Linked DNA regions of Homo sapiens: all the other regions are linked to region 1. The links are chromatin loops, found by intact Hi-C in ENCODE. Cell type or tissue: mammary epithelial cell. All regions are shown on one strand. Region 1 overlaps KCNQ5 (potassium voltage-gated channel subfamily Q member 5). Region 2 overlaps KCNQ5 (potassium voltage-gated channel subfamily Q member 5). Region 3 overlaps KCNQ5 (potassium voltage-gated channel subfamily Q member 5).

Region 1 (8,000 bases):
GACCATCTTTGGCACAAATTCCAGAGCTACCTGAGAGTGCGATCACCCATCTTAGATTCATCCTCCAAAACGGAGCTGTTAACACCTAAAAGAGAAGTTTGTAAATGACATGGAGGTGCTTGAATAAGTGTAAACTCTATGGCAATCCTGAAGGAGGGGTCACCTTGGGCTGGCACAATGATATTGTACTGTTTTTAAATGTTAGCACAGCAGAAAACAAAGACAAAATTAAAGTGTCACTGTTGAGCTTCTGCTCACTAGTCCAAAAACAAGCTTCCTATTCAGTTATCACTATTCAAAAAAACTACCAACCAAATTTTCCACATTTATGATGTTCGCATATATCTACGACATTTACCTCTCTGCATGCAGCAGACTGAGGTTGTCAAAGATAACTCACCCATAGGTTTAAATATGTACAAAACCACTGAAGTGGGTTGATGACTTAGAGAATCACACATGGAAATTTCTTGCTTCTCTGTGGTCATTGAACATTTGGCAAAAACCACCTTGAAATAAGTCCTGCACTATTACTTAGCCTAGATTCATTATTTAATATCTTATATTTCATACACTTAGGTGTCCTATCTTCCAACTAGCTGTCACATCACCCTGGGTAAAGCTATTACAGAATGTGCTCAATAAATAATTCTTGGATAGAGTAATAAAATGGCCCTGACCTCAAGTAGTTTGTGGGAAGAGATAAAACACCAACAAAAAATGGGAAGAGAGGAGAAATATAAAAAGAGAAATAAAAAATTAAAAACATTGCAATAATCTAAGGAAAGTAAGCTGAAGCTCCCATTTAATATTATGTAAGCTTTCACCTTGTTGTGCTCCATACACAGAATTTATAATCCTGCATAATGAATGCAGAAAGGCTATTGTAATAACAATAGCAACAGTACCATCTTAGAAAGTAACAAAGTTGTCCTTACCCAAGCAAAATATCACAAAGTAAAATGCATTTATAATGAGAGTTCTTCCTTACAGAAGAGTAGATCTGGGTCCAGAGTATTGTTAATTAATGCTTGACCCCATTTCAAAGGAACTAATTAACACCACCCAACTGCAGAGTAATTTACTGCCTTTGGGACCACTGAGTTATTGATGGTGAGTCAGAAAGGCAGAGGAGACAAGCTTCAGCCCAAGCAGGAGCCAACATTTTCACCTTTTAGCCCAGAGCTTGGAATCTCCTAAGTCCTTCTTCATGGTTTTTCTTTGTGTTACAAACTGAGAGAAACCCAAGTGTAGATGAACTCAACACAGCAGCCAACATCCGCCTCTGGGTGCCTGGCACTCTCACCAAAGGACGGAGCCATGACTGTAGAGTGGGTCATACACAGAGAGGCTTTTCTTTCTGCAACATTGATTAAGATGTCGAACACATTTATAGAACCCTTAGTTAACTACATTCCCGGCTTTGGAATGTTCTTGTTAAAAAGGGATTTTGTCTTTCTACACTGAGGCTAGGGTATGTTTAAACAAAATTTGCCTACGATGTCTTGGGCTAAGGAAAAATGTCACATTATTTATGACAGATCCAAAACTTTTCTTTAAAAATACAATGGCCAAGTGCAGTGCCTCATGCCTATAATCCCAGCACTTTGGGAGGCCAAAGAGAGTGGATCACCTGAGGTCAGGAGTTCGAGACCAGCCTGGCCAACATATTGTGAAACCCCCTCTATTTTAAAAATACAAAAATTAGTTGGGCGTGGTGCTGCATGCCTGTAGTCCCAGCTACCTGGGAAGCTGAGGCAGGAGAATCACTTGAACCTGGGAAGCAGAGGTTGCAGTGAGCTGAGATCACACCACTGCACTCCAGCCTGGATGACAGAGCAAGACTCCATCTCAAAAAATAAAAAATAAAATAAAATACAAGCCATTAATCTGAAGAAGAGCTTTTTAAATATAGCTCAACTGAGCAATAGTGAAAATACTGTTTCATCAGTTCTTTTTGGTACATTCAGGTACAAATTACTGTTAGTCTCAACTGAGCCTGCTGTTTTTTCCTCTACTCCAATCATAAAATACTTCTTTAGCATCATTTAATCACTCATTTCTTTTCCTCTGAATTCCCACTAAAACAGTACTAATCTCATATATGTGGTGGTAAATGTGTTTATTGATTTCATTCTATTAAAAAATTAGTTGGAAAAGTCATTTTTAAAATGGGACAAGTTTTTTTCTGTTTTGATATAAATTGTCATTTTCAGAGAACTGAATTTACCTGTGAATCCATCTGTCCAGAATAAGCCAATATTCTCACCTTGAGGTTTTATGTGGTTCTCCCTTCCTCCTTGACCAGATTATCAAATAGTAGTCAGTCATCACATTGATACAAGAAGGCTTTTCCTTCTATCTACCTAAGTTTTATTGCTACAAAAACAGATTATATTATCTGAGGTTTTGAGATTATCTATACATCTTGCTGCCTCTAGTTACTCTGTCTTCTTAATCAACAATGGTTGGCTATATGCCTGCTTGATACTTAAGCTTCCTTAATGGCAATTTTAAAAGCTTTGCTAGAACCCTTTCAGATTTCTGAGTAGACTAAAGTTGCTTTACCAGGTACCTGTGAGACTGTTGTAAAGATGCATGTCTTAAACGTTAAGGCAAAAATGATATTTTTATATTACATTACACTCTTGTGCTGTGAGCCACCGAGTGCTTTTTCTGAACCACTCCTGTGTGGTTGGCTTTTGGGGGAAGGGGGAGTTCTGAAGCTGTGTGTGGCTCTTGGAGAGAACTCTAGAACCCTGGTGGAAGACTGTGTGCTCTTATATTTTTTCTGCATTTATTTTCTGTTATTTCAATTTTCTTTCTTCTGTGTGCAATGAATGATCTGCATGTGTTGTTAAACTAAACTCAATAAGACTAGATTTTGGTTTTTTTCCAACATAGTCAACTTGTGTCCTTATTGGCAAAATGTTCCATTGTTTCAAAAACAATCTTTCCAAAATGGTCTCTCCTTCTGTTCACATTTATTGATAGAGGAAACGGATTTAGTCTTCTAACAACACATCATAGGACTTAAAATAAGAAACGTACTTTTCTTTCGTTTCTTACAAACCAGCAATCTAGAATCTTTTCTTCTGTTTTGTTGAACATATATTCTGACAATTGGTTACCTATATCAACTATAAATGCAGATGTTTCACACAAACCAAGAACTTACGTTTTCAAATTTCAACAATTAATGTCATGAATTTATTGATTTCTGTAGTTATTCTTTGAAGTTCTAAAGTACGTTATTAATCATTTATACTATGTGTTATTGATATTTATTACAGGGGTAGCTATATTCTAAAGTATTTATTCTTACATGCTAACACAGAGACTATCATCATTTGTATGTAATGCCTAGTTCAAATCCAATTTTTCAACCTAGCCGTTAAGATCACTGGATATCTTTCAAGCAGCACAATTAAACAACATAGTACTCTCTGCTTAAATAGTCTGTGTACTTCTATATTAAAAACAATAAAGCCAAATGGCTTTGTTTTTATAAAAGAATCCCTGAGCACTTTCCTATTCGTGAAATGCTTAGTAATGTGCTGCTCTATTTCCCTCACTCCTAGTAAGTTCTGTAGTAATAAGCAGAAGCTCTTCAGAATGTACACCTCACGGAAGCAGAGGTACCCAGCATCCGGGCTATTGACATGAGATTTGAGAATGCCAACTAACCTCAGGTGCATGACCAGGTTACACCGCCACCCCACCTGAGCCCTGTTCAGAGACTCACTCTTTCTAGGGACTTCTTGAATGAGGTTTTCAACCCGCTTGAAATTTTCCTTGTTGCCTGTTGCCTGCTTTGATACTCTCCACCGCTGGGACAAATAGTCGGCGTCCCGCGTAGAACTGGCAGTCAGCCCTTTGGCGCCTCCTTGTGGTTGGACAACTGCTGAGCTGCTGCACGCACTGGATTGTTATGGCTCAGTTGCCATATTGTGCCTGAGGCGAGAATTTGTAGAATGCTTATCCCATGAAGGGCTAAAACCCTAATTAAGTATAACAATAACTACAGCATTCTAAGTCCCAGAGGATTACTGTGGGGTTATGATGATGCCACACAGTTGCCTGGCAGAGAACAGCCGGTAGTAGACTGCATGCTAGGCCATTTGAATAACCTGTACATCTGGTTCCTAGAGATGAGAGAATTCTCTCTTGCAGGGTGACAGTGCAGGCTCTGCTGAGCATGGTCCTCAGCTGTAACTGTGGGACTGTACCCTAAGAGAGATGCTCCGATCAATGACCACAGCAATTTTTTTTTTACTTTCTGCAAAGCAAGACCTCCTTGTTGGTCTCTTGGGGATAATCCTTGGCATTCTTCCTAAAAATACTGTTACATAAATCTTCAAAAATCATATTCGTAGATGTCACCAAAAAAAAGGCAGGAAAATAATGAAGACTTCAGTGTTTCAGTGAAGAGTCTATATTTTTAATCAATTCAATGTGTGTTTTCAGTAACAGTCACCTGATCAGCTTAATAGTCATCTAATCAAGACGCTGTGTTGATTTTCAAAGGGAAACAAAGTAGAAAAATAATAAAGTGAGCTTTTTGTAAGAGGACACAAGAACAGATCTTTGCCTTGGAAAAGAAAATTTTGCCTGGTTAAAAAGTTCTTGATTAGAATCTTATTCTTAACTTTCATATAATTATGTCAAAAGAGAAAGTGAAAACATTACATTTTTTCTAATTTAACATGTAATATGCCGAGTTTATTTTAAAATAATTCTTGGGAATCTTTAAAATAATAGACATTAGCAAATATCCATGTAGTTGAGAAGGACAAAAGGGAAATGTTACTTAGAATTTATTTTTGTCAACTTTAAGTGCTTTAAATGATACTAAGATTTAGAGAATATTATTCACATTTTCCAATTTATTCATAAGGTAATGTCAAAATGGTTCATAGAGGCAATTTTTAAAAATATTTTTATAGGTATGATTTTTAAAATACTTTTATTATAAACAAACTATGGTGGATTGAATGCTAATACTTTCATTTTGGATGTTTTTACTTTTTTAGTAATTGAATTTTTTTAATTTTTCATATTAAGTGTTTTTATGATGGTTTATCCATTTCTTATGTATTTAGTTGACATAGAAAAGAGATATATCTTGAAAGTTGGAGAAAATAATTTGATATTAACTAAAACCAACCTTTTATAGTAATTAGCATCTGTTAGTTCCAGAAAAGGTAATAGATAAAATCAAATATAGTGAGGACCAATTGTAATGATATCTATGTCAACTTGAGCTATTCATTAATCTGAATAAAGGTGCAGAAGTGAGCATATGCTTCCTGAACTAGATCATTGTAAATTTAAATTATGGAACAGATGTGTTGAAACTAAAAAGAGATTTGAAACTTTTACAATTTAAAAAAAAAAAAAGCTTGAGAAAAGTAGATATTTTTGGGCACCATCCCTTTGACAGATTTGTTTAAATAATTGAAGGCTTTGGGATGACATGGAAAACCTAGCCTGAGAATTAAAAGATGCAGGTTTATGATGTTATTGTTGCTCTTGTTTAATGTAATCTATCATTTAATCACACATGTGTCAAGCACAGATAAACTCTTCCACTGTTGGGATTGTTGTAAAGAACTCTTGAACCCACCTGACCTCATCACCAAACTGCCCCGCCTGTTCTTTGCATGTGCCTTCAGCGAGTCATGCTGGACTTAGCTGTGTCTGCATTTCAGAGGGGAGCTGTCAGTTGCATGGTCAACTTGTTTATTGTTTCCAGAACTCCCTGACCACCAGTTCATGATTTGATTTGTTTTCATGTAAACACACATAAAACGTGGTGCCCTTTTAGAATATCGTTTGTTAAGCAACTAGGCATGGAAAAATAAATGTTACTGTTTCTTGTTAGCTACAAAGCACATATCCACTAAACACATTTGCTGTTGGCATGCTGCAGTTGGGGACAGTGGACATTGCGGTAAGTGGACAAAACAAGGCCTCCACTTCGTCTCAAATAAGCCTTATCCATGAGAACGCTGCTTTCATACCCCACAAAGGCTGCGGCTTTACTCTCTCAGAGTAGCTGCTCTGAGAGACTTCCCTCAGACTCATTGCCCAGGATTTCTTCAGGCCCTGCAGAGTCCTGGGCCTCTCACATTGATGACAGTATCACCTTCTAATGAATGGCATAATTTCACTATAAAGGAAACAAGAAAAAAAAACAGAATGGGTACACAAAGCTTCTTACAGTTCATTTGATTCCCACAAGAATCCCTTAGCTGTGTTGCTATGTTTATCTCCAAGTTAGAGATGAGAACCCTAGCCCCCGTGTGTCTGATCCCAACCTGCCCTTCCTAGCACATCATAGCATATCTCTTGATTAGGAAAGTGTGAAGATGCACTTTGGATTTTATGATTGTTGTTAATGCTTCTTTTATCAGCCCACAACAATTTGATCTTAGCCGGCATCAGAGAACTGAATGCCTGAACAAATATAATTTACCAGTAGCTGCCACAGCAAATCAATAACCTGTTTACTAGCAGGAAATTGTGTTAGTGAACATAACATCTCATTCTCTTCATCAGTCATCACATTCATTATCTGTTGGGGCTGTTCTATCTTGTGTGGTTTTCATCTCACAAGAATGAATGTAAGCATAAAAGAAATCTAATGTTAAGTGTTGTGTGTTTAATATTATGTATGTGGTGCTACCAACTGCTATGAGATTGCATGAATTTATGGATAACATAATCTTGCCTGGAATATAAAATGCATGCCAAATGTAGGTATATATGTAACTGTCATCCCTGTTTACCTGTAGAAATGTCTAGAAATTACAAAGAGATATGCTCCCAAACAAAAAATAATTTTTTAAATCTCAAAAGTTGAGGTTAAAGCTAAAATTACCCAACTGTTTTTCAAGTGAATTCCAAAACAGTTCTTAGTTATCTACAGTGTAATTGTGTACAAAATGCTGTATGACCTCAGTCTTTTCTACAATGAATCCAAGAAGGATGTATGTACCTGTAGAATGAGATTGATCTCGAATGCAAATATAGAGATTAGATAAAGCTCAAATTTTAAATAAGGGAAAAATAATTGCTATGCTCCTACGTGCTGAAAACATCTTGTCTATTGAAATATATGACCACATGAGCTTCATCAAATTACTTACCCAAGCAAAGTGGAAGAAATTGCTTGAAATGGAATAATCATGCCTCTGTTCTCCACAGTCAGAAGCTAAGTTTTAAGGAGCGAGTGCGCATGGCTAGCCCCAGGGGCCAGAGTATTAAGAGCCGACAAGCCTCAGTAGGTGACAGGAGGTCCCCAAGCACCGACATCACAGCCGAGGGCAGTCCCACCAAAGTGCAGAAGAGCTGGAGCTTCAACGACCGAACCCGCTTCCGGCCCTCGCTGCGCCTCAAAAGTTCTCAGCCAAAACCAGTGATAGATGGTAAGCCCTGTTTTTCCATAACCATTTTTAATTGGATAGGCTATAGTGAGTGAGATTATGAAGTAATTAATTCTCCATAGTGCCACTTGAAGAAAGAAGAAAACAACCCCAGAGAAAGAATTGTTTGTTTGTTTTATTGGAAGTTTATTCATTGCCTTGGGCAAATGTACAGAACATAAGTTTACTTTTGGAAACCACTTTGGCAGCTAAATTTACATTCCAAAGAAGCTGACAAAATGTTGTTAATTCTTCACTTGTATCTACAAATTTATTTCTCAGACAAGGGCCACATTAAGATCAATGGGACTGTCATTCTGATGTATTTGTGACGTCTGACCAGCAAAGGTCCAAGACCCAGGGACAACCAGGTGCTTGCTCTGTGAATATCTTGAAACACAGTAAGGAGGATGATCATTTCTGGTCAACAATGAAGGTGCTCTTTCCCTCTCTCACACACTCCATCTACCAGCAAATCAGAGACCACTGCTTATCTTCCTTAGAGAGGTTCCTGTTGAAAGTTATTTCGAAGTCTTCCAATGATAAGTAAAATTCAAGTTCTTCTCCCAAGAG
Region 2 (8,000 bases), 340 kb before region 1:
CTTTCCTTTGGAGAGAGCATGATCAAGATGTGAAGGAGCTGCATGTGTTACTGACTGTGCTTCCAAACCACCACTGCTGTTCAGGGCATTGCATTTCTCCTATATGTAAAACCTTCCCTAGATTCCAAACTTGATGAGTCAAGACCTGATAGAGAGAAGAGAAGAGAAGAGAGAGAGCAGAGAGAACCAGATAAGTGGATGAAAGATGTAAGAGAAGCACAGTCATTGGGAGATTTCTGCTGTGGAGGGGAGAAGACTTTTATTATAATAATATTATAAACAATAGTTACTCTATGAGGTAATGTATTCACTGCAGGTAATAGAAAATTAGACTAACATTGGCTTAATGAGGTCAGGATTTATTTTCCCCACACAATATAAAATCTAAAGGAAGTCAGGCCTCCACAGGGTCTTGCAGGACTGGGGCTCTGTCTGGCCTACTTTTCTCAATGTGTCATCCTCATGTTCGTCCTCTCATGGTCACAAGATGATTGCTGCACCTCCAACCTGCATTCCAGTCAAGTGGCAAAGTGACCAAGAGGCTACTAGCAAGGCTTTTCCTTTTTATGGGAAAAGATCTTCTTCGAGGAATTCCTACCCATATCCCTTTGGCCAGAACTGAGTCATGTGGTAATCCTTATGTGCAGGAGAGACTCAGAGCTTGGGAATTCACTATTCTAGCCTCCGTGGTAGAGATTACCCCAGAAGAGAGAAAGTGATGGTAATGGATTCTGGATTAACCATTATGAGTCAAGCCCAAATTATCACATAATCAAAGGAAAATAATACATCTAAGCACCAAACTACAAAAAGCTAAACAGCAGTTTAAAAATGATCAAAGATTATGCAGCCAGAGGCAGCAACATCAGCCAATAAAGGTAACACCAACCAAAAGCGATTGACCAACACTAAAGTGCTTTAGACTTGCTTGGCTTTCATTTAGCATCTCATGAAGTATTTCTTCTCTTATATCGTTGAAGACAAACAGAAAAAAAATATTTTAGAATTAACACAGAGTATTTTTTCTCCTGGGATGTTAGAGGAACACATGCCTGCCTGAGTCTCCCTGGCACTGTGACTATGCTCCTTTGGTCTGGGGCAAAGCTTCTAGTAGCAAAGGTTGAAGACACCATGGAGCTGGGATTGTAACTGGAAAACATGACAAGGATAGGGAGTTAGTCAAGAACAGGAGCAGGGGTCAGGCACAGTGGCTCATACCTGTAATCCCAGCACTTTGGGAGGCCGAGGCGGGTGGATCGCCTGAGGTCAGGAGTTTGAGACCAGCCTGTCCAACATAGTGATACCCCATCTCTACTAAAAATGCAAAAAATTAGCTGGACATGATGGTGGGCGCCTGTAATCCCAGATACTCGGGAGGCTGAGTCAGGAGAATCCCTTAAACCTGGGAGGTGGAGGTTGCAGTGAGCCAAGATCGCACCATTGCACTCCAGCCTGGGCAACAAGAGCAAAACTCCATCTCAAAAAAAAAAAACAAAAACAAACAAACACAAAACAAAACAAACAAACAGAAAAGAACAGTAGCAGGCAGAATTTGTGTATTTTTCTCATTTTTCCTTCCTCTCTGGCACCTGATTAACATTTAGCCTTCAAGTTGAAGCTAAATCATCACCGCTTGCTTGGAGTCTATTGTACCTCCTGGGTGCACACATCACAGAGTTACATCCATTCCCGCAATAAACAATTACTTAGAAGCCACCATGTTCCAAATTCTGCCATAAACCCTGGGTTTAGGACAGTTCAACCTCTGCTGTCTAGAGTAGCACTACCCAAGAGACATATAATAGGAGCCCCATAGGTAATTTAAAGTTTTCTGTTATTTACATTTAAAAATAAACAGGTAAAATTAATTTTAATAATAGATTTGATTTAAACCAGTATATGCAAAATATTACTATTTTGACACAATTGTTATGACATATAAAAATTATTAGTGAGATATGTTATACTCTTTTTTTCATACTGCCTCCAAAATCCAGTGTGTATTTTAACATAGCACACCTCAATTTGAACCAACCACATTTCAAGTAGTCAGTAGCCACATGGGTGAGTGGCTGCTATGTCAGACGATGTTGCTCTAGAGCTTACAGACTATAAATAATGATTTATTATAAAACGTGCTTAAATTCTTTGTAGATTCTGGATGTTAGCCCTTTGTCAGAAGGATAGATTGCAAAAATTTGTAACAAAACTTCATGTTCTACACATGCACCCCAGAACTTAAAGTAAAATAAATAAGTAAATAAATAAATAAATAAACATGCTAACTATGCCTAATAAATGTCTAATTTATGCAGCTCACATCATTTGGGAATGGGGAAGCAGTCTCATTGAGGAAAGGTAGTGGCTTCTCTAGTCAGTTCTCCATATGAAGTCATTTGTCTCAGTGATTTCTCCATTACCCAGAGTCTAGATCTCAGCCACACGGGTTTAGAAAAACTTGATTTATTCAAAGTCCTAAAGTTTATTTACTTCGCAATACTGGCCTCTCACAACAGAAATCTGAGAGACCGGTGTATTAGAAATGAGAATCCTGGGCCGGGCGCGGTGGCTCACGCCTGTAATCCCTGCACTTTGGGAGGCAGAGGCGGGCGGATCACGAGGTCAGGAGATTGAGACCATCCTGGCTAACACAGTGAAACCCCATCTCTACTAAAAATACAAAAAATTAGCCGGGCGTGGTGGCGGGCACCTGTAGTCCCAGCTACTCGGGAGGCTGAGGCAGGAGAATGGCCTGAACCCAGGAGGCGAGCTTGCAGTGAGCCGAGATTGTGCCACTGTACTCCAGCCTGGGCGACACAGCAAGACTCTGTCTCAAAAAAAAAAAAAAAAAAAAAAAAAGAAATGAGAATCCTGGTTCATTTGTGATGAAACATGTCTGTGCATTTGTATTATCTCCACAGACCAGGGTTTGGCTACCCTGACCTGTGAGACAAATGCAGCCCCCCACCTGTTTTTGTACAGCCACAAATTCACAGTGGTTTTTGCATTTTTACATTTAAAATGAAAGAAGTCAAAAGAAGAATAAAATTTTTTGATGAAAATTGTACAAAATTCAAATGTCATTGTCTATAAATAAAGTTTTACTGGAACACAGCCATACTCATTCATTTAAGTATTATCTATAACTGCTTTTGTGCTGCAATAGCAAAGTTGAATAGTTACAACAGAGACCATATGGCCCACAAAGCCTAAAATATTTACTATCTTGCCCATTACAGAAAATGTTTGCCAAACCCATGTTATGTATGTGAATCACTTGAGGAGCTTTAGAGATGTACAACTATTCAGCACTACTCTCAAGTAATTCAGATTTAATTAGTCTCTGGTGAGGCCTAAGTATCAGTATTTAAAAAAAAAAAAAATTGAATGCTGTAGCCAATCTATGTAGGAAGCCAAAGTAACCAGAAGGTTGTGTGGAAATCATGGATGCAGAACAAAGAGAATCAAGAAAGTAACTTGAGTACCCGTCCTCCCAGTCCATGCCTGTCAGCATACAGGCCACTTGAGTCAGCATGCCAAGGCACATTCTTCTGAGTCAGCACTCATCCCTGTTCCTATTCACCTCTGTGACCTTGATGTTCCTACATTTCCAAACTTAATCAGCTCCTCTATTGATTGGCACATTCTTCCTGTGCATTCACCAGTTAATCCTGCCTTATCAGCCTGAGGGCCAATCTGTCTCTCTAACATGATTTTGTTTATGTCTGTTCTGAGTCACTATGTGCTGCTTTAATAGGTTTCTTAAGACCAATCTGATTTTTCTGTTTTGTTGTTTTCCAAAATGTTTCCTGGTTGCCTCAGTGCCCGTGCCTTAGACAACTTACATTCCAATTGCTGCTTTTCTTGGGTATCTGCATTTCCAGCCTGACATCAACTAGTCACTTAAGTGTTTGGTGGATGGGCTCATTGGTAGCTGAATAAGTGAACGGATGAATGAGTGGGGAAGAAAAGTGGGGAAAAAAATACAGGAGGAATTTTGTAGACTATGTATTGTGAGTATAGTGAATTTTAATGCTCTAGAGCTTACAGACTATAAATAATGATTTATTATAAAATGTGCTAACAAACCAGAATGTCCAGATTCAAATCCTGACTCTGCTACTTTCCCTGGAAAGCCCCATGGGAAGATCCCTTTGCCTGTATTAACAAGACTTTGGATATCTGTAAGATGGGAAGAGTTACACATACTTCACAGAATAGTATGCGGATGACTTATCAAATACAGTAGCACCTACTCCAATGCCTGACTCATAACAGCTTCTAAATAGAAAGTTTCATTCTTCTTCCTTCTGTTTAGCTAAGGCATCCTTTCACACTTAAAAGGGCCTGAATTGTTTATAGTTAAAAATAGTTTGCTGTCTTATTTATTATACTATACAGCAGATAGCAGTATTATTAAAGAGAACTTGGTAAAAATATTTTATTGTTTGAACAAATAGTTTATAACAATTTTTCAAATAATTCTGGATTCTATAATTCTATATTAACCTTATAGTTTGATGCCATGGTACTAATAATGGAATTTTTACAATAACAGTATCATATACCTATTCATTTGTAGTCCATGTCTTTTTTTGTATAAGATGAAATTTTATTTTTTCTTCAAAGGCTTTTTAAGTTTTAAGGTAGGATATTACTTAATTTGAACCCATGTCTTATATTTTATATCCTTAGGAAAAACATAGGCCATCCTAAAAACCTTGTCCTTTCTTATTTGTTGGTTTCTCAATAGCTGTAGGTATTGAAGGATTAAAAGTTTTCGACCCTAGCTTCACATTAGAAATCCCAGAGGAGATACTTTTAACCTTTAAATACCAATGCCAAGCCCCAGTCCAAACCATACTTTCTGATGGTGGAGCCAAAGGCATTATCTGTTTTCAGTCTTCCAGATGATACCAATGTGTAGCCAAAGTTGGGAGCTACTAATCTAAACCCACCCTCCATGGTTTTTGTTCATGTGTATGTGTGTGTGTGTGTGTGTGTGTTGAGACAGTCTTGCTCTGTCGCCTAGGATGGAGGGCAGTGGCATAAACTTGGCTCACTGCAACCTCCGCCTCTAGGTTCAAGGGATTCTTGTGCCTCAGCCTCCTGAGTAGCTGAGATCACAGGAGCCCGCCACCACACCTGGCTAATCCACCCTCTATGTTTAACATATGAGATGAAATGAAGTACAGAGGTGAAACGATTGGCTCAAAGCCCTTCAGCTTAACTGAAACTGAAACTCAGGTGTTTTACCTCAGACCAGTGTTTCAGGCTAATCCTAAACCAAGAATTTTAGGACATACAGTTTTCTTGATACATACAAAAACTTCACTGTAAGGAATATTTTTCAGTTAATTTAAATATAACTTATATAGAGAAAGGAAATATAACTTGTTATAGAAAGAGTATCAGTGATAGAAGAATTAAGTATACTTCATGTGTTAGATGTGGTGACTTATTCATCATTAGGTATGTTTTGTGAGGTAGACATTATCATTTATAAATTTCATATATTTTAAATGAGGAAACTGATACACAAAGAGATCAATAGACTTGTATTAGGTCACACAGCTGGTGAGTGGCAAAGTCAGGAAAGGAACTCAAAACATAGGACACTTAGTCCCACCTTTCTTTTCCCTTCCTAAAAATAGAACCCTATATTTGTAAAATATAATTTTTGTTTTGTTTTCCTTTTGGAGGCCGAGTGGAAAGGACCTCTTGGATAGGAGTGGTGAACAAAATGCACTTACGTTTCACAAAGGACCATTTTATAATTAACTTGGATGGGGCCCAGTGCGAGAGAACAGAAGAATAGTATTGAGATGAGGGGATCCTGCAGCGTCCAAATAGAATTAGAACTAGACGCCACTTGTCAAGATAAATGTTTGACAAAACGGGCATGTCTCTCCAGAATTCATTAAAATGTTGTTTTAAATATTAACAATTTCTTAAAGCAATGCTGTTGATGCTTAAGAAGTTATACTAACAAGTTTTTCTTTATTCTTCCTTGGTCCAGCTCTTTTGTGCTCTATAGAATGACTGTAATCACAAAATAAGCTCCCAAAGTAGTGAAAGTTCCTCAATATAAATGATAAGGCCACTAAAGCCCAGAGAAGCCATATCCAACATCACTTGAGCTAGAATGCAATGAAGATGAATTTAGTAGCTAATTCAATTTGACATCAAGTTGAGCTACAGATTAAATATAGAAAAATAGCCAGGCACAGAAAGACAAACTTCGCATGTTCTCACTTATTTGTAGGGACTAAAAAGTAAAACAATTGTACTCATGGAGATAGAGAATAAAAGGATAGTTACCAGAGGCTGGAAAGGGTAGTGATGGGTGCGGTTCTTCACAGAGAAGTGGGGATGGTTAATGGGTACAAAAAAATCACTAGAAATAATGAATAAGACCTAGTGTTTGTTAGTGCAACAGGGTGACTATGGTAAAAAATAATTTTATTGTACATTTAAAAATAACTAAAATAACATGATCAGATTGTTTGTAACACAAAGAATAAATGCTTAAGGGGATGGATATCCCCTAAATAAATAAATGTAGGAAAAACTTGGATAAATGTTTCTATTAGGGAAAAATAAAGTCATTTAGAACATTAAGGACATTAAAAGAATAAAGTACACGGTATTAAACTTGAAGATAAAAAAACAGAGTTTTTAGGTCCAAAGAATTATATTCAGTGTTTGTTTATTCAACAAAGGGTTTTTGTTTGTTTGTTGTTTTGTTTTGTTTTGTTTGTTTTTAGTATGTGCCAGAAATGGTCCTGGGTCTGGAGGTAACAATGGCACACATGGGGGGAAATCATCAATAAACAGTCAATAAGTCAATAAACAAGATCATCGCATCTTTGTAAGTGCTCTGAAGAAAATAAACAGGATGTGGTCTTGGAAAGTGGATGAGAATGGCTTCTTCCGTAGAGAAGCTGCGAGGCCTCTCGGGAGAAGCAGCATTTGAGGTAAGATCTGAAAGCTGAGAAAGAGCCAGCCACAGGAGGAGCTAAATGCCTGAGACAGCAGCTATGCATATGAGAGCAATAGAAAAGAGGCCAAAGTGTGCTGTAATGTATGTCCATGTACTCACACATGCATATCCACACGTGTGTGCATGTGCGCACTGAATGATGACAAAATGTGAACATCAGCTAGACTAGTATCCAGAAATCAGGATAGGTAAATTCCCTTGACATCATATTTTGAAGTGTTCTAACTCCCTTTTCTCCTACCCAATGCCCTCCCCCTCACCCCAAGCACACACATGGAACTTGGGAAAACATTAAAAATATTGACTTCCAGAAAGGTACATTACATCTTTATCTCTAGTTCAGGATGTCATATCAAATGACTCCTGCCTATGCCTGGTTGGTGGATTACTTTTGTAAATTCAACTATTTGGAAACCACTAGTTTTCAAAAGACTAATGTGCAGCAAAAGAAAATGTCTAAGCCTGTTTTGTGCTGCTGTCACAGAATACTTGAGACTGGGTGACGTATAGAGAACAGAAATTTATTGTTTCACAGTTGTGAAAGCTGTGAAGCCCAAGATTGAAGGACCATGTCTAGTGAGGGCTTTCTTTCTCTGTCATAATATGTTGGAAGGCATCACGTACCAAGAGAGCCCGCAGGAGAGATGGAAGGGGCCAAACTCATCCTTCATAAGGATGCCACTTCTCTGATAACAGCATTAATCCATGTGAGGGCAGAGCCCCTATGACTTAATCAACTCCTAAGGTGCTGCTGTCAACACTATTGCATTGGAGATTAAGTTTTCAACACATGAACTTTGGGGGACACAATCAAGCCATAGCAGCCAGCCACTATATTTTCATGGAAAGAAAACATATTGAGACTCCCACAAAGTAAACTTCTTTGGATGCCATGAGTGTAAAATCTTGATTTGAGCTTCATTTCATAGCCATGGTGGCAAATCAAATTGTTAAATATATTTGTGAGTCTATAATTATGGAGAAAGTCATTGTCTCA
Region 3 (8,000 bases), 380 kb before region 1:
GGTCGTATTTGTTTCCTTTGGATGCCGTATCAAATTACCACAAGCTGAGTGGTTCAAAAGAACAGAAATGTACTCTCTCACAGTACTTGATGCCAGAAGTTTGAAGTCAAGGTGTGTCTGAAGGTCATATTCTTTCTGAAGGCTCCAGGGAAGAAGCCTTCCTTGCCTCTTCCTAACATCTAGTGGTTCCTAGCAATCCTTGACCTGTGTTGGCGTGTAGCCGCCTCACTCCGGTCTCTGCCTCTGTCATCACATGGCTTTTTGCCCTCTGTCTCCCCTGTATCTCTAACTCCAAATTTCTCTCTCCTTATAAGGACATCAGTGGTTGAAATTAGGGTCCACTGTAATCCAGTGTGATCACATCTTAATTATATCCGCAAAGACTCTATTTGCAAAAAAAAAAAAAAAAAAAAAAAAAAAAAAAAAAAAAAAAGGGTCACATTCACAAATACCAGAGTTTAGGACTTCAACATTTCTTTATAGGAGACACAAATCAACTCACAACAATGGCATTATTGAAACTTTTTTGTAATTTTTTAGCATTCTATTCTGTGGGATACTTCCCCTCCCAGCCCAGAAATTTATGCCAGTTACTAATTTCATCAAGATTATTCCCCTTGCTACCGATTGCCACCTTATTTAAAAGTCTGCATTATTGTTGACCTGCCCCAAGACCTGGTTTCTTGATACCCAGTCTTCTCTTTCTCATGATTTTCTCCGTGCAACTTGTTAAACTTTTACTTTCTTTCAGAAAGCACTGGGAGGCAGTTCAGATGTACCAGGGTAGACAGGCTAGTGATCAAGGGTGAGTCAGGGATTTGCTGACAGGTACTAATGGGAGTAGTCATTGAACTAAACCTGAAGCAACAGTGAAACAAAACAAGGTTTGCATCACTTCTAAAGAAGATACTTAGAATTGTTTTCTTCCTCTTGCTTCAACAACTACATTGGATATATTTAGCTGAATGCTTTATTTTGACTCTAAGCAAAATCTCATAGCAACATCTTTTCTTTCAAAGTACCATTAATGTAATTTTGAGTACAGGAATAAGGAAAAAAGTTAGAAAATTTCATTGAGGATAATAAATTGAGACCAAACACTACCAGATAATACATCAAGAACATTAACATTAACAACATCCTTTTATGTTATGCTACATTCTTGTGTTAAACTAATGTATACCATACATTATAGATACTAATGTAGTAGTTGCGGAAAATAATGACGCTCTTTGATTCTATCTAGCAGAACTGCAAACTCTTAATTATAATAACAAAAGATTATGTGTTACACTCTAAGTCTTGCCTAGAATGATACAAGATATGGATTTTGAGTTATTTTAAGGATTATAATCCTTATATTTATGTTCTAGTTCAGGGGTTGATGATAACCTAAGGTCCAGAATTTGGATAGGAAAAAAAATGTATTTGTTTTTCCTAACTCTAACTGATATTTGATATCTCCTTCAATTATTAATGTAAGCCACAAACCTCAGGGGTTATGGCATCAATAGAAATCCTAGATTAATTTTAAATTATATCACAGGTATTGAATATATCTCAAATATAATTTATACTTAGCACTTCTTCAGAATTATGTTAGCTACTTAGACCTGCTGTGATACCTTATTTAATGCATTAATAAAGAATTCTTTTAATATTTTGATAACTATTTCTATATACTCATTTTTCCTTGGAATATTTTTATTTTATGCATTTTAAAACAATTCTGTTGAAAATAGTTCCTCGGGCTTCATGGGACTGCCAAAGTGGCCCATGACACAAAATCGGATAAAAATTTCTCTGCTAGTTTTAGTACCTTCTGTTTCATGATGGCAAATTAAAAGGCAGGTTCAAATGTCAGCATTATATACTACAATTTTCTTTCTTTCTCAGTCAGACAATTCATTAATCATCTGATATTTTTTATAATACTATACCTAACATGGGGATAAATGACTGAAAAAACAGGGTTGTAAAAATAGAAGCATAGCATACATTCCTGTCCTCAATGATATTCAGTCTAGTTAGTTACATAGCATATGAATTGCCATTGTCCATATCATATCTTAAAATAATTCTTATACTGTATTTTTATAATGCTTAAAAAATGTACTCAAAATGCTGTCCTCTGTAAGAACTCATTGAACACCTTCAACAGGGTTGTTAAATTGGTAAAGCAAGATCCTACTAGGTTTATAAATAAAGAAAAGGCTTTCCCTTAAGTAGTGAGAGATGAAGCAAGAAAACACTCAGCTCTCCCAAACTGTAGTTCAGTGGGACTTTCATTTCACATCATTTCCTTAGAAAAATCCTACGTCAGAAAATCTTCAGTCTTTTTCGTTGTATAATCTATACATCTCCGAAAAGTGTAAGATGGCTTGTTAAGAATAAAGTGTGGTTTGGTTGTGTAAGACCAACCAGAAAGGGGAAAGGGAAGAGGAATGATGTTGAGATTGGGAGAGTAGTTGCTGTCTGTGATCTTTTATACAGTTGATGTGTGATAGTTGTTTGTTTGTTTGTTTGTTTTTTTAATTCCAACCTGTTCTTAAATGCAAATACAAAAACTAGAGAAAGAGATGGAATCAAGCTAAGGTTAAACTCAAAAGTGACTTCAGTATCAACTTGTTGGTTGTATGTAGCCTTTCTGTCACAGAACTGTGCCCTGGGTTCTTTTTACTCAAAAAGTATTCCATAAAACAACCGCCTATTGGTGCATTACTTCACAGCCTGTTATGAATGAGAATCTTGAGTCCCACCCCAGACTTAATGAATCAGAATCTGCATGTTAACAAAATTCTCAAGTGATTTGAATATACAGCAAAATTTGAGAACCACAGATGACTTTCAATTCACCCATAATAACTGAGAAAAGACTGTAAATTCCTACACCTTGTTCTTCCATAATTTAAGGAGTTTCTTGCTTTGTTTCTACCTTCATTAAGGGATATGAGGCCCATGCTAAGAAAAATGCGTTTAATAACTACTTTGAGTGAAAAATCTCACTAAATCAGGCAGTTGTTCCTAAAGAGAATTTAAACAGATTTTCATCATAGACAGCATGGTATCTGAGACAAACCTGCCCCTGTTGGTGCTGTACCAGGCAAACTCAGTGAATGTAAGTGGGAAATGTTTTGGGAGAACAAGAAAGCCCAAGTATTGCATTTAGGCAAATCATAAGTGCATAGTGTGCCAGAGAAAACAAATGTTTTTCCTGCACTGGCTCTGACACGTTCACACATGAATGTGTTTCATTCAGAAAAAGTAAAGGCTCTAGAATGGCACAGTCTGGTTTTATGAGAAACAGATGTGCCATGGTTCACCCACTCCCTGACCACCTGTGGTTTGCCCATGACTCAACTTTCTTGAATGAGGGGAGTTAACTCTTGGATTCTGAACAAACTCTAAATTACATATTTATTTTCTTCCTCCTCATACTTCTTTTCACCACTCATTGCCATGATAGAACCTTACAATTCTGAGAAGTTTGAATTCTCAACACCCCAAAACATTTTCATTTAAAGTTGAATCCTTGCTAAAGGTGAATCCTTGCTCTGATATTTAGATTGAGATTCTGTTAAAAGTTCAAATAGAATACCAATTTATCCAGCTAGTTAGAGTGATTTTTGGTTTATATTTTAAAGCCACCTGGTTATGAGGTATCTTTACTTACTGCCTATTTTGTTGGTTGAGGATAGGAATTATTACCAGTCAGAAATATGCTTTTGATGTCATTGGTTAGTCACTTAATTTTCAGCTACCTCTGTTTATTGGAATAATGTGGAAAAATTAAAAAAAAATTTCTCAGACTTTAATTCAGGTAATACCTGCTGTTAAATGTTACTGTGAACTACTTCCTCCAACTGCTCACAAGTAGCCAAAGGGAAGGATTTGAACTTCATTACATTTTATCTCTCCTGCCATGCTCTGCCTTCCACTCTACAGAAAAGGGACAGGGAAATAGTCCAATCATAGGTAGGTGGATGGAAAAATACAAGGCACAAATAGCCCACATAGGGAATAATCATACCTTAAATAGTCACTGACAACATTTAAAAAAATATATTTTTATTTCCATTTATGTAATCAACTTAGGGTTGTTATTGACCTGCCACTGAGGCATTTGGTTTTTCTTTTCATAGGACCTTTTTCATTTATTTCTTCAGAAGCATTATCTAATTAAAAACAAACATTTAAATTAACATGGCCTGTCAAGGAAGTACAAACCAGTCTTGAGTTAAGCTATAATTACAATGACAACAATGTCAAAAAGAAAAAGCAAAAACCTTTTTTAAAACCTGTAATTACTTCATTGTTTATAATTTTTAATTGGAATGCAAGTAACAGGGAATTCAAATTTCATAAAACCGTGGTCTGTATATCTTGTTATCAAAATGCTATCCAAATAACACATGGCAAAATGTAATTTTTTTATGTAAATGGGGAGACTTATGAGACAAAGAAGCAAATAATCTGGCCACAATGTGAGTCTTTGGCAAACCTTGGAAAGGAACTCCCAAGTGCATTTCCTAAAAGAGTACTTTGTGTGTTCAAATGTACTAACTCTATCCAGAGTGAAAGAATGCCTAGGAATGAATAATCTGCACAATCTGATAGAATTAAGTGTTAATTATTTAGAAGTAAAATTTACTAGAAATCAATTTCAGTATCATTTTCAGATTTGGTTTTCAGAAAAGGAAATACCCTGTTTTAATAGGTTTGGAAATGCAGGACTACTTAAAGTTTACTTGGGTAAGATAACCCTTAATAAATTATCAAGGTACTTTTGGATTTATTAATTTTATAAACAATAAAACTAGCTGTTGCTAGATGTCGGTTATAGACTGAGCTGTAGAAAATTAATGATCTTTTAAAAAGACAGTTGATTTTTCACATGGCCACTGTATGATGCTTTTTAAGTTCACTTGATTAAAAAGGTGACAATACTAACATTTCAAAATTTAAGTCATTCTATATGATCAAATATGGTTCTATTTGATACATTAAAATATCTTAATTTGAAGTTAAAAATGCTTTGAATAATTAAATAGATATATAATAAAAATGTTGAATTCATGTGTCATGCATACTGATTTTGTACCTCATAAGCAAAGCTACAATGGTACTAACAGGGTGTAATTTGTTCAAAATAAATTTTTATACCAGATGATAGTGACCTTAAAAAGGATTTTTATTGCTCAAGCCTTCCACTTCCATTCCTTTGACATACTTAATGAGTTTCATCAATTTATGTCATTAAAAAAGATACATCTTCTGAATATGCCAGTTGACCAAATCTATTATTTTGGATGTTTGCTCAGATAGAGCTGGTACTGGGATGAAAAAAAAATGGCTAAGATATGGTTCCTACCATTAAGAAGCCTATGATTTGGCTAAAGAGAAAAATCTATCCAAAACTAGGTTTAATACAAGAAGGGTTATCCAGAGTGCTGGTAGGGAGGGAGACACATAGGAGAGTAAGAAGTAGCATTTGAATTGGATTTTAGGGGATAGGCAATTTTTTTATTGAAATACTGAAAGGCAATTTCAGGAAAAGGGTACAGTGTGAGCCAAGGCATGGACTCAAGAAAGTACAGGATGAATTTAGGTAATGAATCATCTGTGTGATTTGGACTCAAAATGAAAAAAAAAAAATATAAGAAAATAAGAGATGAAAACATAAGTCGAAGCCAGATTTGAGAAAGCTTAAATGATGTACTACAGCACTGAGATGAGTCTTTAGATCACGAGGGACCAAGAAAAAAACATAATTTTTTGTCATTAGGTAAAACTCATGTTCATTATTAAAAAGGAGAAATGTAAAGTAAATATACACATTTACAATACAAAAATCATCAAATACTTTGAACCACTTGAAACTGCCATTTTCAAAAGTCAACAGCAGTCAAATATCATCACTTTAATATAGCTCATCTTAATAATTGATTCTGGAATCAGAAATGTGCATTTTACCATTGACTTTTTTTATGAAAATAAATTATTAAAAAGCAGCATAATTAGGATTAATATAGGCATCACTCTTATTTAGTACAAAAAGCAATGTATCAATTCTATAATTTTGACCACCTACTGTGTTCTGAGCATACTGTAAGGCGCATTACCTACCTTTATTCATTCATTATTACTCGAATCACTTTAATGATAAATGATGGTCAGAAAATATTTATATAGATTTTCCCAAATCATCTGTAAGTAAGTGATTTTTAAAGATAGGAAAGTGATGCTCAAGATATTTATATAAATTTCACCAAGTAGTTAGCAAGTAAATGGTGGTGATAGGATTCAAATGTACATCTTTTGCCTTTTGTTTGTTTGGGGTTTGGATTTGGTTTTTGCTATACTACCATACATTGCTTCACGTTGGGGGTAAGCTATCTCCATAGCATGACCCAGCAATCCCCCAGTGAAAAGTCAAACATTTGTTGAGCATCTGTCTTGAAGGAGACCCCAAATCAGGTGCTGGGTGTAAGGGCGGACAGCATGAAAGACGTTGTCCTTTTTCATATGGAGCTTATATTTGAGTTGGGAGACAGGTGCAAAACGTTAGTTACAAACTAATTTCTTCACTAAAGTCATGCTATGTGCAAGGAGATAAAGTACAGATGAGTTGATGTTGTATAAGAGGAGGAAGTTAATCTCCAAAGCAGGAAAAACAACCTCAGACATTTAAGCTAATACCTGAAGGTAAGTAGAAATTAATGAGTTAATGGAAATGAGAGAAGTTTAGGCAAAGAAAACAGCCTAGGTACAGATTTCTGCTTTCTTTAGGTAACAACTATATCTCAAGGTAAACAAGCTTGGAATGAAAAGCAGGGTCCTAAAGAACATAGTTTCACTCTGGCTCTGCCCCACCCATTGATATGAGCAATCAATCATCTTCAATTATTTCTGTGAGTCTCCAAGTTGTATTCATACATGTTCACAACCACAGTCCATTAAACAATTTGGATCTTCACAGTCTCCTGAATTGCCTAAATTCCAAAGTGTGTACAGTTTAGGCTAACAAACGAGAACAGCCAATCCATGTAAAATAGGGGACTAGACTAAGTTATTTTGAAGCTGTATTTCTGTCCTAATAACCTATCATATTGTGTTTCTGATTTTCTACAAGTATTAATACTATAAAATTAAATGTTTGGTTTTATTAGAAACAGGGCATAGTGGATATGTACAGTAACAAAGGACAGGAAGTGAAGAATGAATTGATCGAGGTTCTTCTAGATAGACTCTAAAAGAATACTTCCAAGAGACAGGAAATATTGTATACCCATTGTCAATGTTTGAATATTATTAATGAATTAATAATTAAAATGTAAGGCAAGTTTTTACTTGCTAAGAAGACCTGTGCATTCATGTAACAAACACCATGATGAAGCTATAGAATGCTTCCATAACCCCCAAAATTTCTCCATTTCTCTTCCCTTGGTACTAGTTTCTGACAGTCACTGATCTGATTTCTGGCTCTATAGTTTGGCCTTTTCCAGAATGTCACATAACAGGAATCATACAGTATGTAGCTTTTTATGATTGGCTTTTTTTCACTTGGCATAATGCTTTTAAGATGAATCCATTTTGTTATGTGTATCATTCCCTTATTTCTTATATTTTTGAGTTGGATCCCATTTTACAGGTATACCATAAAAGGATAATTTGTTTATTCTTTCATTAATTGTTGGATATTTGGTTTGGTGATTATGAATGAAATTTCTATAAACAGTCTCAGATAGGTCTTTGTGTAGGGACTTTACTTGGATAAATATATAGGAGAAGGAGTCCTTGATTGTATAGTAAGTGTATATTCAACTTTATAAGAAAATGCCAAATGTTTTCCAAAGTTGCTGTACCATTTTACATTCTCTTCAGTAATGCGTGAGTTTCAGTTCAACATCTAAACCAACACTTGCTGGTGATTGTTTATAAATTTTAGCCATTCTACTTGGCATCTAATAGTATCTTATAGTTTTAATCTAATTTGCATT

The links. Hi-C counts contacts between places; a loop is a spot of excess contacts. Peaks named below come from ENCODE experiments on the same cell type or tissue, not always from the same donor. Only the 100,000 strongest peaks of a DNase experiment are listed, where the experiment ranks them.
Region 2: a loop joins it to region 1, with 11 times the contacts of the local background. A loop is called at or near these places in 2 of 110 quality-filtered maps.
Region 3: a loop joins it to region 1, with 5 times the contacts of the local background. A loop is called at or near these places in 2 of 110 quality-filtered maps.

Annotation. Positions count from the first base shown.
Region 1 is chr6:73,126,212-73,134,211 of GRCh38, forward strand. KCNQ5 (potassium voltage-gated channel subfamily Q member 5) reads left to right here. Exons shown (of 14, transcript NM_019842.4): 10 at 7,210-7,430. Among named protein-coding and RNA genes, the nearest start is that of KCNQ5-AS1, 13 kb to the right of the region's middle. In mammary epithelial cell, a CTCF peak has its summit at 3,886 (motif pointing left); DNase peaks (open chromatin) are centred at 3,980 and 5,660.
Region 2 is chr6:72,784,171-72,792,170 of GRCh38, forward strand. The region is part of intron 1 of KCNQ5 (potassium voltage-gated channel subfamily Q member 5); the gene reads left to right. Among named protein-coding and RNA genes, the nearest start is that of KCNQ5-IT1, 160 kb to the left of the region's middle. In mammary epithelial cell, no CTCF peak of the experiment used is centred here; DNase peaks (open chromatin) are centred at 3,571 and 4,191; H3K27ac peaks cover 3,420 bases.
Region 3 is chr6:72,745,672-72,753,671 of GRCh38, forward strand. All of the region lies in intron 1 of KCNQ5 (potassium voltage-gated channel subfamily Q member 5), which reads left to right. Among named protein-coding and RNA genes, the nearest start is that of KCNQ5-IT1, 120 kb to the left of the region's middle. In mammary epithelial cell, no CTCF peak of the experiment used is centred here; DNase peaks (open chromatin) are centred at 810 and 3,280; H3K27ac peaks cover 1,621 bases.